2 separate regions of the Homo sapiens genome follow, and region 1 is linked to region 2. The links are chromatin loops, found by intact Hi-C in ENCODE. Cell type or tissue: endothelial cell of umbilical vein. All regions are shown on one strand. Links, peaks and the distances in the headings refer to the core of each region. The heading gives the core; the rest is flanking DNA. Region 1 overlaps MVB12B (multivesicular body subunit 12B). Region 2 overlaps MAPKAP1 (MAPK associated protein 1).

What was found. A loop is a pair of places that touch in the nucleus more often than their neighbours do. Peaks named below come from ENCODE experiments on the same cell type or tissue, not always from the same donor. Only the 100,000 strongest peaks of a DNase experiment are listed, where the experiment ranks them.
Region 1: it touches region 2 in a loop (4-fold over the local background); 1 of 110 quality-filtered maps calls a loop at or near these places.

The regions. Positions count from the first base shown.
Region 1 is chr9:126,372,167-126,374,666 of GRCh38, reverse strand. The region is part of intron 2 of MVB12B (multivesicular body subunit 12B); the gene reads right to left. Among named protein-coding and RNA genes, the nearest start is that of NRON, 37 kb to the left of the region's middle. In endothelial cell of umbilical vein, for the core only: no CTCF peak of the experiment used is centred there; DNase peaks (open chromatin) are centred at 1,136 and 1,766; H3K27ac peaks cover 2,379 bases.
Region 2 is chr9:125,669,367-125,680,300 of GRCh38, reverse strand. It overlaps MAPKAP1 (MAPK associated protein 1), which reads left to right. Exons shown (of 12, transcript NM_001006617.3): 2 at 7,658-7,985; 3 at 10,394-10,483. The coding sequence starts at 7,727. It also overlaps the pseudogene LOC124902358. Among named protein-coding and RNA genes, the nearest start is that of MAPKAP1, 32 kb to the left of the region's middle. In endothelial cell of umbilical vein, for the core only: no CTCF peak of the experiment used is centred there; a DNase peak (open chromatin) is centred at 4,680; H3K27ac peaks cover 2,253 bases.

The DNA of each region.
Region 1 (2,500 bases), core at 1-2,500, 700 kb before region 2:
CCAAAACTGAACATGCAGATGGCTGGGGACGGAGCTGCAGCACCCAGGCAGTCCCTGGGATGGTGGCTGCCAGTGCCACAGAATCGACACAAGGCTCTACAAACCTTTCGGGACCTGGCCCCCACCCCTGTCTCACATAGCCCAGGTCTCTGATTGCTTTCTCTAGCTTGAGTTCAGAGGTCACATTCTGGGCCACTGTGCAGCAGTCACAGAGGATGATGTGCGTTCAGGAAGCCCTGAACAGCCCACTGGACAGTGGGACTGACTACCTGAGGCTGGCCTGTAAGGCATGTTCACTGTAAAGAGACCGCTGAGGTTAAATGTAAGCAGCCTCCCTGGTTCAAGGGACTCCCTTAATCCCTGAAAGATCTGGGGGCCGGAGGCCTGGGAGACAGTTACTGTGAAGACCCTAGGGTAGAAATAAAGTTGTCATATTAAAGGGACAGAAAGTGGGGCTCTGTAACTGGAGCCTGGTAAGATGGGATGAGCGTTATTGACATGTTTATTGGGGCTCAGTTTATAAAGGTAAGAGTGGGAGATGATAAATTTCTAATGATTAGAGGACATCCTCACAATAGAAGACTCAACAGCCATTTGAAACAACTTTGTACACATACACACACTAACACGGAAAGTTCAGGAGAAAGAGTAAGTTACAACATGGTTTATAAAGTACAATACTTTAGTTTGTTTTCAAAACAATTATCTGTATAGAAAAGGATCTAGGCAAATATAAAGCAAAGCATTAACCACTGTTTGGCTCTGCACAGTTGAGATTATGAGTATTTTTAATGTTCTTTTTTTTCCCCTGTATTTCTGCTTTTTTGGTAATGAGCATATATAGCTTTTATAAGAAAAATAATGGTAAATACTTCATTTGATGGGGTGAAAAATAAAAATCCGCTGGATTTAAACTTGAGAAGCACTTTGTAAATCAGCTATCCAACTAAGCCACCTAAAGAGGAGCGGCGCAGTCAATCATTTCAACCGTCAGAGGTTCTTCAACGTTGGAATTGAGTGCTCCTTGCCAAAGAGAAACTCTCAAAAGACAAGCTAACCACCAATTTCATCAATCTGTTTACACACCGGTGTTTCAAGAGAGCCCACCCACAATTCAAAGGTGTATTCAGCAGACAGAAAGCAATGAAAGGGGCCAGGAAATCCTGCAGACATTCCAAAGGAAATATCTGGCTGACACGATGAACAAGAATGAAGTTCATAGGCCTCTGGGTATGTTAGATCATCAGCAGTGGAAACACACACACTTGGCCCAGGCCAGACAGCGGGCAACTGTGAGCCACTTAAACTCAATAAGAGCAGCGTGGGCACAGCAGAGGCAAGGAGCCTATCCAACCATCCGTGGACTCCCTAACAGGTGGTGTGCTCAAGATGCTTTCTACAAATATAAAGTGAAAGGAAGAGGCATTTGACTAATCCAGTGAAGAGGTCAGGAACTCTCAGTTTTTCGGTTCTGATTTTATTTGCATCATTTTCTTATACCTTTAGCTGAAATGTCTCTTTTTTTTAGCAAAAGAAATGAAAAACATAAACCTGTTCCCTGAGACAAATGCATCTGCCTCAGTCTTCAGGTGGTCCTTTCCACTCACGGGGCACAGGGACACAGTGGACCACCCAGCCCTGTTGGCCTTGCACCCCTCTGGGCCTCTATGTCTAACCCTAGTACTGTACCCGCTTTCCACTCTAGTTCTCCTTCTCAGACAGGTCTTTCCTAACTGTGCCCCGCCATTTCCTGCCTCCCTGCCTTTGCTCGTGTTGCTCCCTCTCGCATCTGTCTTGTTGAAATGATCTCATTATTTAGGGCCTGGCTGAAAGAATCCCCTACTCTACAGCCTCTGTGATGATCCCAGCAGGCAAGAACTTGGATTTCTGAAGTTGGGTAGATTCGAGTTCAAGTCCCAGCTCTGCCATTTACATACTAGGGTTTTCCAAAGTCACTCTTTTACTCTCTGAGCCTCACCTAAAAATGACAATAGAAATAATACCTACCTCATAGGATTATTTGTAAGGATTAAATGAGAGAAAGCACAAAAGGCACTTAACCACAATGAGATACCACTTCAGAACCACTATGGTAGTTAAAAGGACAGGACAATTAAAAGGACAGGCAATCCAAATGTTGGCAAGGATGTGGACGAATGCGAGCCCTCTGCACTTCTGGTGGGATTGTAACAGGGTGCAGCCACTTTGGAAAACAGTCTGGAAGTTCCTCAAAATGTTAGACATAGAGTTAGCATATGACCCAGCAATTCTACTCCTAGGTATATACCCAAGAGAAATGAAAACAAGCGTCTACATACAAACTTGCATGTGAATGTTCATGACAGCATGTTTTCTTAATTACCAAATGAGGAACTAATCCAAACATTCATCAACTGATAAAAATGTGGCATAGCCATACAATGAAATAGTATTCGGTCATAAAAGGAATGGTATACTGATACATAATGCAACTTAGAAGAACCCTGAAAACAGTTTGCTA
Region 2 (10,934 bases), core at 3,261-5,760:
GGTCTGTTGGTTTTTATAAAGGCAAGACGTTGTATATAATAAAAAGCCTTTTTTTCTCCCCTCACTTGTAATCATTCCTTGTTGTGGAAAATAAATGTGAGTGTTCCTATGACACGTTTAAGGACTCCTGTACAGGAATTAGCTTTAACTTGCCTGATGCTAATAGTGTGAAGTCGGGGTACAGTGTGGAAAGGTTAAAAAAAAAAAAAAAAAATCTCGCATCTGCTGTTACATGTTGTTAACTCCCTCAGCAGACATTAAATCATTTCAAGTACAATAATAGTGTGGGAGGTAAATTAACTAACCATTAACAGTCTTATAAATACACAATTAACATGCCAGCATTTATATGGCACATTGATGGGGCAGCAGTAATTTTTGATTGGGAGTTTGCAGACCTTTGTGAAGCCTCGGGCTGTTGCCTATTCTGACAAGTTTTCACAGATTGCAGGTGAGAGATCAGAGGGAAGTGAGCGGGTAGTGTTTTGAGAAAGTCCAGGAAGGGGAATTTCCTTCTAACCATTGGATAGACGTGAGCATTGTAAGTCGTATTGTTGCCTATCTCAGGTCCTTAGAGACTGAAGAAGTATAGGGTGGGCTTGTTTGCTTGTAGTGAGTTATTTGAAGAAATAGAGTATTTCAGGTATAGACTTGAAGTAAAGGTACATGAGTCACTAGGGATTTTAAAAAATATTCCTTAGACGTAACTAGATATTTAAAGTAAACCCTTCCTCTGTGATTTCAGGTCAACAACGAGATAATCACTGAAGTTCCTTTGTTCTGTGAAATTTTGTGACTTTTATTTTTTTGAACAACCATTACATGCACTGATTGTTTCTTGCTGTTGTACAAGCACTGTTGTTAGTGGAGGGGAGCTAAGGGTTTACTCTACTGCATAACACATTTGCTCTCTTATGTCTTTCACAGAGACCCATGGGGGAAATTTCTCTCAGGCCTTAGATACAAATGAGTACAATAGGCTTTTAAAAAGTCGTGTTCAGCTGGGCACGGTGGCTCACGCCTGTAATTCCAGCACTTTGGGAGGCCGAGGTGGGGGGATCACCTGAGGTTAGGAGTTCGAGACCAGCCTGGCCAACATAGTGAAACCCTGTCTCTACTAAAAATACAAAACTTAGTGGGGCGTGGTGGTGCACACTTATAATCCCAGCCACTCAGGAGGCTGAGGCAGGAGAATTGCTTGAACCAGGGAGTCAGAAGTTGCAGTTAGCCAGGATCGCACTGCTGCACTCCAGCCTGGACGACAGTGCGAGACTCCATCTCAAAAAAAAAAAAAAATTGTGTTTATTATGACTATTGTAACTTTGTCCCTCTTTGTTTTGAGAGGCTCTGTGGTGTAGGGAGTAAGATCCCAAGCTCTTGAATTTGATTTTTTATTTCTATGTATTAGCTGTCTGGCTTTGGGCAAGTTTCTTAACCTTTCATTGTCTCAGTTTTTTTCATAAGCCATTATAAATAAAGTTTGGAAATGAGTGTATGTAAAATTATCCAAAATTATATTAAGACGTGATGCCCATCAAAACCTAGTAAAAATTATTCCCATGTTTAGAACATGTTCCTAGTTACCACAGGCAGGTTTCATGATCATTAATGAATACAGATGGGTGTGTAATCTGGGAACAGTATCCAAAGTGCATCTGAAACCACTCTTAGCACTTAGTAGAAACTTAGTAAATATTTGTTGAATATTTATTCATTTGAAGTGTAAAAGGAGACCCACCTAGTATATTAAAAATGCCTGGGCCGGGCGCGGTGGCTCACGCCTGTAATCCCAGCACTTTGGAATGCCAAGGCGGGCGGATCACGAGGTCAGGAGATCGAGGCCATCCTGGCTAACATGGGGAAACCCTGTCTCTACTAAAAATACAAAAAATTAGCCAGGCGTGGTGGCGGGCGCCTGTAGTCTTAGCTACTCAGGAGGCTGAGGCAGGAGAGTGGCGTGAACCCGGGAGGCGGAGCTTGCAGTGAGCAGAGATAGCCACTGCACTCCAGCCTGGGTGACAGAGCGAGACTCTGTCTCAAAAAAAAATAAATAAAAATAAAATAAAATAAAAATGCCTGTGTTGGCCTGGCATAGTGGTTCACGCCTGTAATCCCAACACTTTAGGAGGCCAAGGCTGGTAGATAGCTTGAGCCTAGGAGTTCAAGACCAGCCTGGGCAATGTGGTAAAACCCCATCTCTACAAAAAATACAAAAAGTAGCCAGGCATGGTGGTGTGAGCCTATAGTCCAAGCTACTTGGGAGGCTGAGGTGGGAGAATCACCTGAGTCTGGGAAGTTGAAGCTGCAGTGAGCCGTGATCATGCCTCTGCACTTCAGCCTGGGCGATGGGAGTGAGACCTTGTCTCAAAAAGAAAAAAAAAATTGTGTTATTTTGGGACATCTCTTTCTTTCCTTCTACTGTGCATGGATATCCCTATTGCTTCCATTTTTAGTAAAACAAATCTTTATGCTTTAAAGAACGTGGTGTTAAAAAGTGTGAGAAAGAAGCTGTGAAAAGTGGGAAAGCTTAGGCAAGGTGATATTATTTATCTGTGGCCTAAAGGTATGTAAAAAGGTCTATCTTATTTTATTATTATTATTATTTTTGAGACAGAATCTTGCTCTCTCGCCCAAGCTGGAGTGCAGTGGCAATTTCGGCTCACTGCAACCTCCACCTGCCAGGTTCAAGAGATTTTCATGCCTCAGCCTCCCGAGTAGCTGACACTATAGGTACGCACCACCACGCCCCCCTACTTTTTATATTTTTAGTAGAGACGGGGTTTCAGCATGTTGGCGAGGCTAGTCTCGAACTCCTGACCTCAGGTGATCCACCTGCCTTGGCCCCCCAAAGTGCTGGGATTACAGGCATAAGTGACTGTACCGGGCCTTATTATTTTTTTCAGATGGAGTCTTGCTCCGTTGCTGAGGCTGGAGGGCAGTGGCACCATCTTGGCTCACCTCTGCCTCCCAGGTTCAAGCAATTCTTCCACCTTAGCCTCCTCGCCCAGCTAATTTTTGTATTTTTAGTAGAGATGGGGTTTCACATGTTGACCAGGTCGGTCTCAAACTCCTGACCACAAGTGATCCGCCCGCCTCGGCCTCCCAAAGTGCTGAGATTACAGGTGTGAGCCACTGCACCCGGCCAAAAGACGTCTGGCTGTGTCAGAGAATCAAGAGTTGGTAACATCCAGGGAAGGCATTCAAGGCCTGAAGAGACAGCATTTGTGAAAGTGTAGAATAGCATTTCTAAACCTTGTTCTGTGAAACGCTGTTATACATTGATATGTTTAGTATTCCTACAGAAAACAATATTTATGGATGGAATAAGTTTGGGATATATTGTTACTAGATTCCTCCCTCTTGGAGAGTCATAATACACAAAGTACATAATTTAAAAGCTTTGGGAAGTCCTGTGATGAAACAGCAAGAAGAAAACCTCTTTAACTTGGTTGAATCTGGTGTTTCCTAGACTTTTTAAAAAAACTTAAAAATTTTAAATTGTGGTAAAATATACATGGTATAAATGATAAGTAAAATTTACCATTTTAACCATTTTTAAATGTGTAGTTCATTGGCATTACATACATTCATATTATGGTGCAACCGTCACCACTGTCCATTTCCATAACTTTTCCATCTTCCCAAACTGAAATGTACCCGTTAAATACTTTTTCCCCATTACTACCTTCCTCCAGCTCCTAGCAACTGCTGTTAGACTTTCTGTCAGTTTGACTGCTTTAGGTACCTCATAAATGGAATCATACGGTACTTGTCCTTTTGCGACTGGCTTATTTCACTTAGCGTAATGTTCTCAGGGCTCATCAATGTTGTAATGTGTCAGAATTTCCTGTGTTTGAAGGCTGAACAATATTCCATCGTTATATACCACATTTTGTTCACCCTCTACCATGTATTGTTAATCGCTACTTAGTATTGTGTTGTTTGTATGTGTCATGGCATATGTGTACTATTGTAGGTTCCTTTTAGATTTCCAGTATTACAAATTACTCTGAGATAAATATTTTACACAATTATCTCCTTAGAACAAATCCTAGAAGTAGGATTGCCCAGATAGTATTCATGTTTTATATTTTGGTAAATATTACCAAATTACCGTCTAAAAAGTCCCAGTTTTCATTCCTTCATATTGTGCATGAGAGTGCCCATTTCTCTGAACCCTTGCCAGAGTTAGATTTTTAAAAATCTTTTTGATCTGTGCACAACTGATCAGAGAGTACAATTTGTTTTTATCCGTGATATGTATGTCCTTGTCTTGGAAATCAAACATAGCTTCAAATGATAATTTGCTGCTCTTTGGGAGATTTTTTAAAATATTCTTTTGGGTTTTGAAAAGTAGTCTTGTTAGAATAAGTTGAATAGTGTTCCAAGGGGACAATTTTGAAGGGCACGTTGAAGAGATGCTCTTGTATTACGAAAAAAAGACAATCCTTTATTTATAATCACACACTTACACCTGGCACATTCATATATGACTTATCTCTACAACAAAATTGAATAGTCCTTGGAAGTTAGACAGCAACATTTATTGAACTCCTGCCATGTATAACAGCCTTTGTTGCCAGAAGGAATATGGTGTTATGAACCCTGTCCTTGTGGAACTTATAGTCTAAGTCTTTAAGTACATGTAATTGGAGGTAAAAAGTGACATACACAATAATATGTTTTCTGGGGCAGTCCTGTGGGAGTTCCATATCAGAGCTGGTAGGGAATAAATATTTTTTGAATGAATCATACAGATTCCTTAATGTATGAAGTCATAGTGTCCTAATAGAGAAGATATCTGCTGCTGTTGAGGCATTTGTTCTGGGAGGATAAAGCTGGGAAGTTGGTATGTGCCTTCAGAAGTGTTTGCCCATTCCTCTTATCTTCAGAAGTGATCTATTTCCCTAGAATAGATTTTATTGAGGGCACTTCAGTATACTTTTGTCACTTTGCCTTTTGCCATTTGACTTTTTGGTGCTAGAACACCTATTAAATATCTGATCACTTCTCGGCCTTTTGGCTAAGATCAAGTGTATTAAATGTGTGACTTCTCATTAAAGCCCTTGTTTTTGCAAGGGAGAACTATTCAGTATGAATTTGAAAGCACCTGCCTCTCTACTGGTGACTAGCTGCCTTCCTTTCATGCCAGGAAGATGGCTTATTGTGATTGCTGTAGAAGGATGTTTGCAGCTCTGATCTGTGATACTATGCTTCCACAAATACTCTCATTTATAAATAAATGTGTGGTGTATACATTTTTTATGGTTATAGAGAAGTTTGTATTTTTACAAGTGAAATTTAAATGCTCATTGTTAATTTCATATTTTTTTCTGATCAATATCCTTAAAATGGTAGATTGACACTAATACTTCAGGGACCAGATATCTCAGAAATTTGATGCTTAAAGGAATCCCATGGTATTAGGAGATGTACTCGGTCTGTATTAGGGTATTAACTTTTTGATTCAGGGATACCTTACTCACCTTTGCATTTCCCATTAGCCTCAGAGTAAAATAAGTACTCAAGGAATATATTAAGAGGAAAAAAGTGAAGATTAATGTAATTTGCTTGATTAGAGATGCTCCTCAGTTAAATTTCTTTTTAATCTCAGTATCTTTATTTTAAGACCCACTTTAAGACACATCAGCAGAATGATGTGTTTCCAGACAACAATTTTTAAAACCTTAGTTAACTGTAAGGATTTATTAGCTAGATTTCCTCTCTATGTTCCATTTCTAGAAGAAACAGATTACAAGAAAATCTGGTGTTATAAGTCCTTCTGAAAGTAAGTATCTTCTAGGACTGTTCCTGGAAACATAGTCAATCCAGCTTTCATATTCCTTGTACTTCTCAACAATTTTGCAGGGGCAGGGAAGTCACTCAGATGACTTGCAGTGTCCTCTATCACAAAGGAAGCACAGACTTATTTTATGTGCCACGAACTTACTAAGACAGATGGGATATTGACATATTTTAGGACTACTTTAAGCAAGAATTGATCATTGAAATTATTGATTTTTTATCATTATTATTAATAGCTAACATTTATTTAATTACATGCCATGTATTTTTTTGAGCATTTTACCTGCATTATCTCCTGAAGCTTCCATTTTATAAATGAAGGAAAAAAAAAAGGGAGGCTCAAAAAGGTAAAGTATTTTGACTGAGATCTTATAGCTAACGAGTAATAGGGCCAGGGTTTGAACCCTTTCTGTCTCTAGGGCCTAGTACCTAACCGTTGTCCTGCAATATTTTCTTTGTTGAGTATTTTCACTTAACTGAGAGGGTGCTATCTTGTTACTAGAACAAATATTATTACAGTGTTTTTTGTATGTTTTGTTTTGTTTTGTTTTTAGAAGACAGGGTCTCACTATGTCACCCAGGCTGGAGTGCAATGGTGCAATCATAGCTCACTGCAGCCTTGAATGCTGGGGCTCAAGTGATCCCCCCACTTCAGCCTCATGAGTAGCTATGACTACAGGCATGTCCCACCATGCTCAGCTAATTAAAAAATAATAATTATTATATATATATATTTTTGTAGAGATAGAGTTTTGATTGTGTTGCCCATGTTGGTCTTGAACTCCTGGACTCAAGCAGTCCTCCTGCCTCGGCCCCCCAAAGGGTTGAGAGTACAGGTGTGAATCACTGTGCCCGGCCTCATTACAGTTTTAACAGGACTGAGGAAGCAGTTTTTATAATTAAGTTTCTAAAATAAGAAGTTGATTGTATAGTAGGTAATTTTGATTATAAATTTTATTTTAAAAACACAGGCCAGGCATGGTGGCTCACGCCTGTAATCACAGCACTTTGGGAGGCCAAGGCGGGCGGATCAACTGAGGTCGGGAGTTTGAGACCAGCCTGACCAACATGGAGAAACCCCATTTCTACTAAAAATACAAAATTAGCTGGGCATGGTGGCGCATCCCTGTAATCCCAGCTACGCGGGAGGCTGAGGCCGGAGAATCTTGAACCTGGGAGGTGGAGGTTGCAGTGAGCCAAGATCACGCCACTGCACTCCAGCCTGGGCAACAAGCGCGATACCCTGTCTCAGAAAAAACACAACAACAACAACAACAAAAACACAATACTATCTTGACAGGAAAATATATTCATTGAGCAACATTAATTTGGTGGTACATCATTTTTATAAAACCCCTAGTAACTCTGAAAGCATTGTCTGTGCCCTTTTAAACACTTCACAATCATATGACAGGAGGGGAAATGTAAACTGATGAAATAGAGTTTTGTACTTTAGCACATCATTTGAGGAAAATACAACTTGTTCCCCCATGACCTTATAAAGTAATGAGAAGATTGCATGATAGTGAAGGGAGAAAGAAAGGAAAATATATTGTTTTAACAGTAGTTATGTGCTTCGAGTGGCCTGACTTGTAAGGAGTTGCTGTGATTTGTTTTGCAAGAGTGCAAGCCTTCCTTTCTGATTCTATAGAGATCTCATTGACTAGAGCTGCAGCCCCTAGTGCTTATAAGGATTTCCTTTCAGCTTAGACTAAATCCTTTTAAGCTCCACAGAACAGGGATAAATGTTGATTTTCAAGGTGGCATTTTACTACACTGAATGTGTCTGAAAAATGATTCAGTCATTTTCTGCCTTATTCTTAAATATTTGCTGTGTACATCATGTTTCTAGGTAGGTGAGCTCGTGAAACAATATGAAGAGGAGAAAATAGCCTTTTAAGGAAATTGGCCCACAGAAAGGATGGCCTTCTTGGACAATCCAACTATCATTCTAGCTCATATTCGACAGTCACATGTGACCAGTGATGACACGGGAATGTGTGAGATGGTTCTCATTGATCATGATGTTGACCTAGAGAAGATTCATCCTCCTTCAATGCCTGGAGACAGTGGGTCAGAAATTCAGGGAAGCAATGGTGAGACTCAGGGCTATGTATATGCCCAGTCAGTCGATATTACCTCAAGTTGGGACTTTGGTATTAGAAGACGCTCAAACACAGGTAAACATTGTGTTCTAGTCATGTCTTCTGAGCTTTAAATCAGTAAACAGTCTTATGGAATAATGCATAATATTGGAATAGGCTTAATGGGGGATGTTTCCGGGTATTAATAGGAACATGCATATGTCAGACTAAGAGTGAGTCTGAGCAACATCTCCATCTCTGCGACTGCGAATGGAGAGGGCCTCTAGAATATTATTAGAAGTAGACAGAAGGGGGATAGTGAAAAAGTTGGTTAGGAGAGACATGTTGGACATTTCTAACAAGTCATTGTGTAGAAAGGCAAGTGGACTGGCTTTGAGTGTCTTCACACAGCAACATTAGTCCCAGTAGGTAGACTACCCGGAGACAGATTTCAGGTTGACATAATAAAGAGCATTTAATACAGAGAGGTGACCACCCAAAGAGAGCAGGCACTTCTTGCCCCTGGAGGAATTGTGGGGGAGTGGGGAAATGGGAGGAGACACCTGAGTATTTGTTAGGGCTGGTTTTAGTAGGATTCTATACATAGGGTGTGAGATTAGAAAAGGGGCCCCTGTTTTTGATACTTCGCCTTTATTTTCTTAAATTGATCACCTTTTGATTTTTCTGGCTTGAAAACACTCAACTTTGGTATACACGTATTTAGTCATTAGCTTTAAAAGCTTATTGCCCATTTTCCCACTTATATTTTTTTGGTGGCCTTGTTTCAAGGGGAATGTGATGAACCAAGGACTTTTTTTTTTACTTAGACAAATTATTTAGAATACATATTGTAGTTCTAATATGACAGGTATTCTAGGAGGTAATTTTTTTTAGATAATCAGAAAATATAATCTTCAAATTAGCAGTAACCTGCTAACTCCCAGGAAAGGTAATGGCAAGGAGATATAGTAGAACACTGAAAATACTTACATATTTATTTTCATGGTCCAAATGTAAAACACACATAAAGGAATATTGGAGGTAGAGCTGGATACAATTTACTGTGAAAGGCACATTCAAGTTTTGGTTCAGAATTCAGTATCTGTGACATAAGAATAATTTGCTCTCATGATGAAAATAATTAATAGCATTTCCCAGTATCTAAAGGAACTTTTGTCAAAATAGGATTTGAGTGAAGGTTTGAATATAATTTAGAACCATTGATTTTCAGTTCTCTAGTTGAAACTGACTTCCTTGCAGGTTATTGAGATGATATCTTATATGACAGGTTGAATGTATTTCAGTGGGAGAATGCTGCTAAATTGAGAGCTTTATGATTATATTACTTTGGCTGTACCCTTCACATTTATTAATTGCAATTGAATGTAGTTTTCTTCAGTGTTGGTTAGATATAGTGACATTGTCAGAATGCTCTTCCCAGCATAGTTTAAATTTCTGGTAAGATTATTTTCAGTGTTTCCCTACCACAATGCTAAGGCAGAAGTGTATAATTTCCTATCTTGAAAGAGGCGGAAAAAGAGATGTATTTATTTTCTATTAGCAAAATGCTGGGATAGGAAGCTGAAGATTAGCAAGAGAAAACTGATTTCAAGAGATGGCATCAATTGTGACTTTCTTTTTTATTGTGGTCTCTGTATGCGGCAGTTGTTAAGTGCATGCTGGGTGGTATTTCTCTAAAGGATCAGTTCACTGATTTTTGAAGGTTGATCAGCCAGTGGCAATATAATCACAAATGCATAATTTTAGGTGACTCTTGTTGGAATTTCTTTAGGTAGCACTTAGATGCTAATAATTAATTGAGATTGTAGGTTGTCTTAGTGACCAAAGAATTTACTTTTTAATCCATGCAGCATATCTTAAAATTTTGTAAAAGAAAAATTGTTCTTTTTAAGATTTGACTAATGTTACAAAGATACAAATCATTTATTTTACTACCTATAAACTGTTTCAGCCCACTGAAGAAAAGCTATGCTAATTTATATAGCTTTGACATTTTATAATTTTCATGATTTTTAGATAAAGGATTTTATATTTAAAACTTTAATAGTCTAGTCTGAGTTCATTTATCTTTAATTTTTGAAATGGGTAGAGTAATTCATAACAGTAATTTTATTCCTGTAATGTAATATTCACTTCAGTTCATTTGTGCATTAAAATTCCTTTAAGACCGTTATTAATGATTTATATAATGAAATGTCATATTAATCACAGAAGTTTTCACATTTTATTATTCTCTTCCATGTTAATACTATCTTTATGATCTCTATTAGTGTTTTATATCCTCTAATTTCAATTATAAATCAAGAATATTTTCATGTTTTTGTTGGTATTTGCTTTTCAGGGGTGCCACCTTTAAAATTTTATGACTTTTTCTCTACATATGCAATATAAAACATCTTTATTCATGTAAAGGTAGTTAATTATGTCTTTGTTTATGGTAAACTTTCATTGACAAACTTACAGTTATAATATTTCTTTTCAAGCTCAAAGATTAGAACGACTCCGAAAAGAGAGACAAAACCAGATCAAATGCAAAAATATTCAGTGGAAAGAAAGAAATTCTAAGCAATCAGGTAAATGGAAATGATTTTAATTCTTAATTTGAGATTTATATATTTAGTTTATTATATAAGAACTTTTATTTTTAATTCATCCTTTTAAATCCTCTGGACTTAGATACCTCTAGTGTTTTGAGCTTTGAGCTCTTTCTCTTGTGTGCCTTGACCCTCTGAAGCTATATGCTCTTTAGTTCTTGGCTTTTTGGCCACCCTTCACTCTGGGTCACAGGGATTGATGTGTGCAGGGGACATTTTTTACAAGCTGTCATGTCAGTATTTTTTTCTGATTTTTTAAAAAAATATAGGCCAAGGAGTACCCTATGATTTGATTTTTATTATTATTATTTTTTTTGAGATAGTGTTTCACTCTTTTTGCCCAGGCCGGAGTGCAATGGCACGGTCTTGGCTCACTGCAGCCTCTGCCTCCCCGGTTCAAGCGATTCTCCTGCCTCAACGTCCTCAGTAG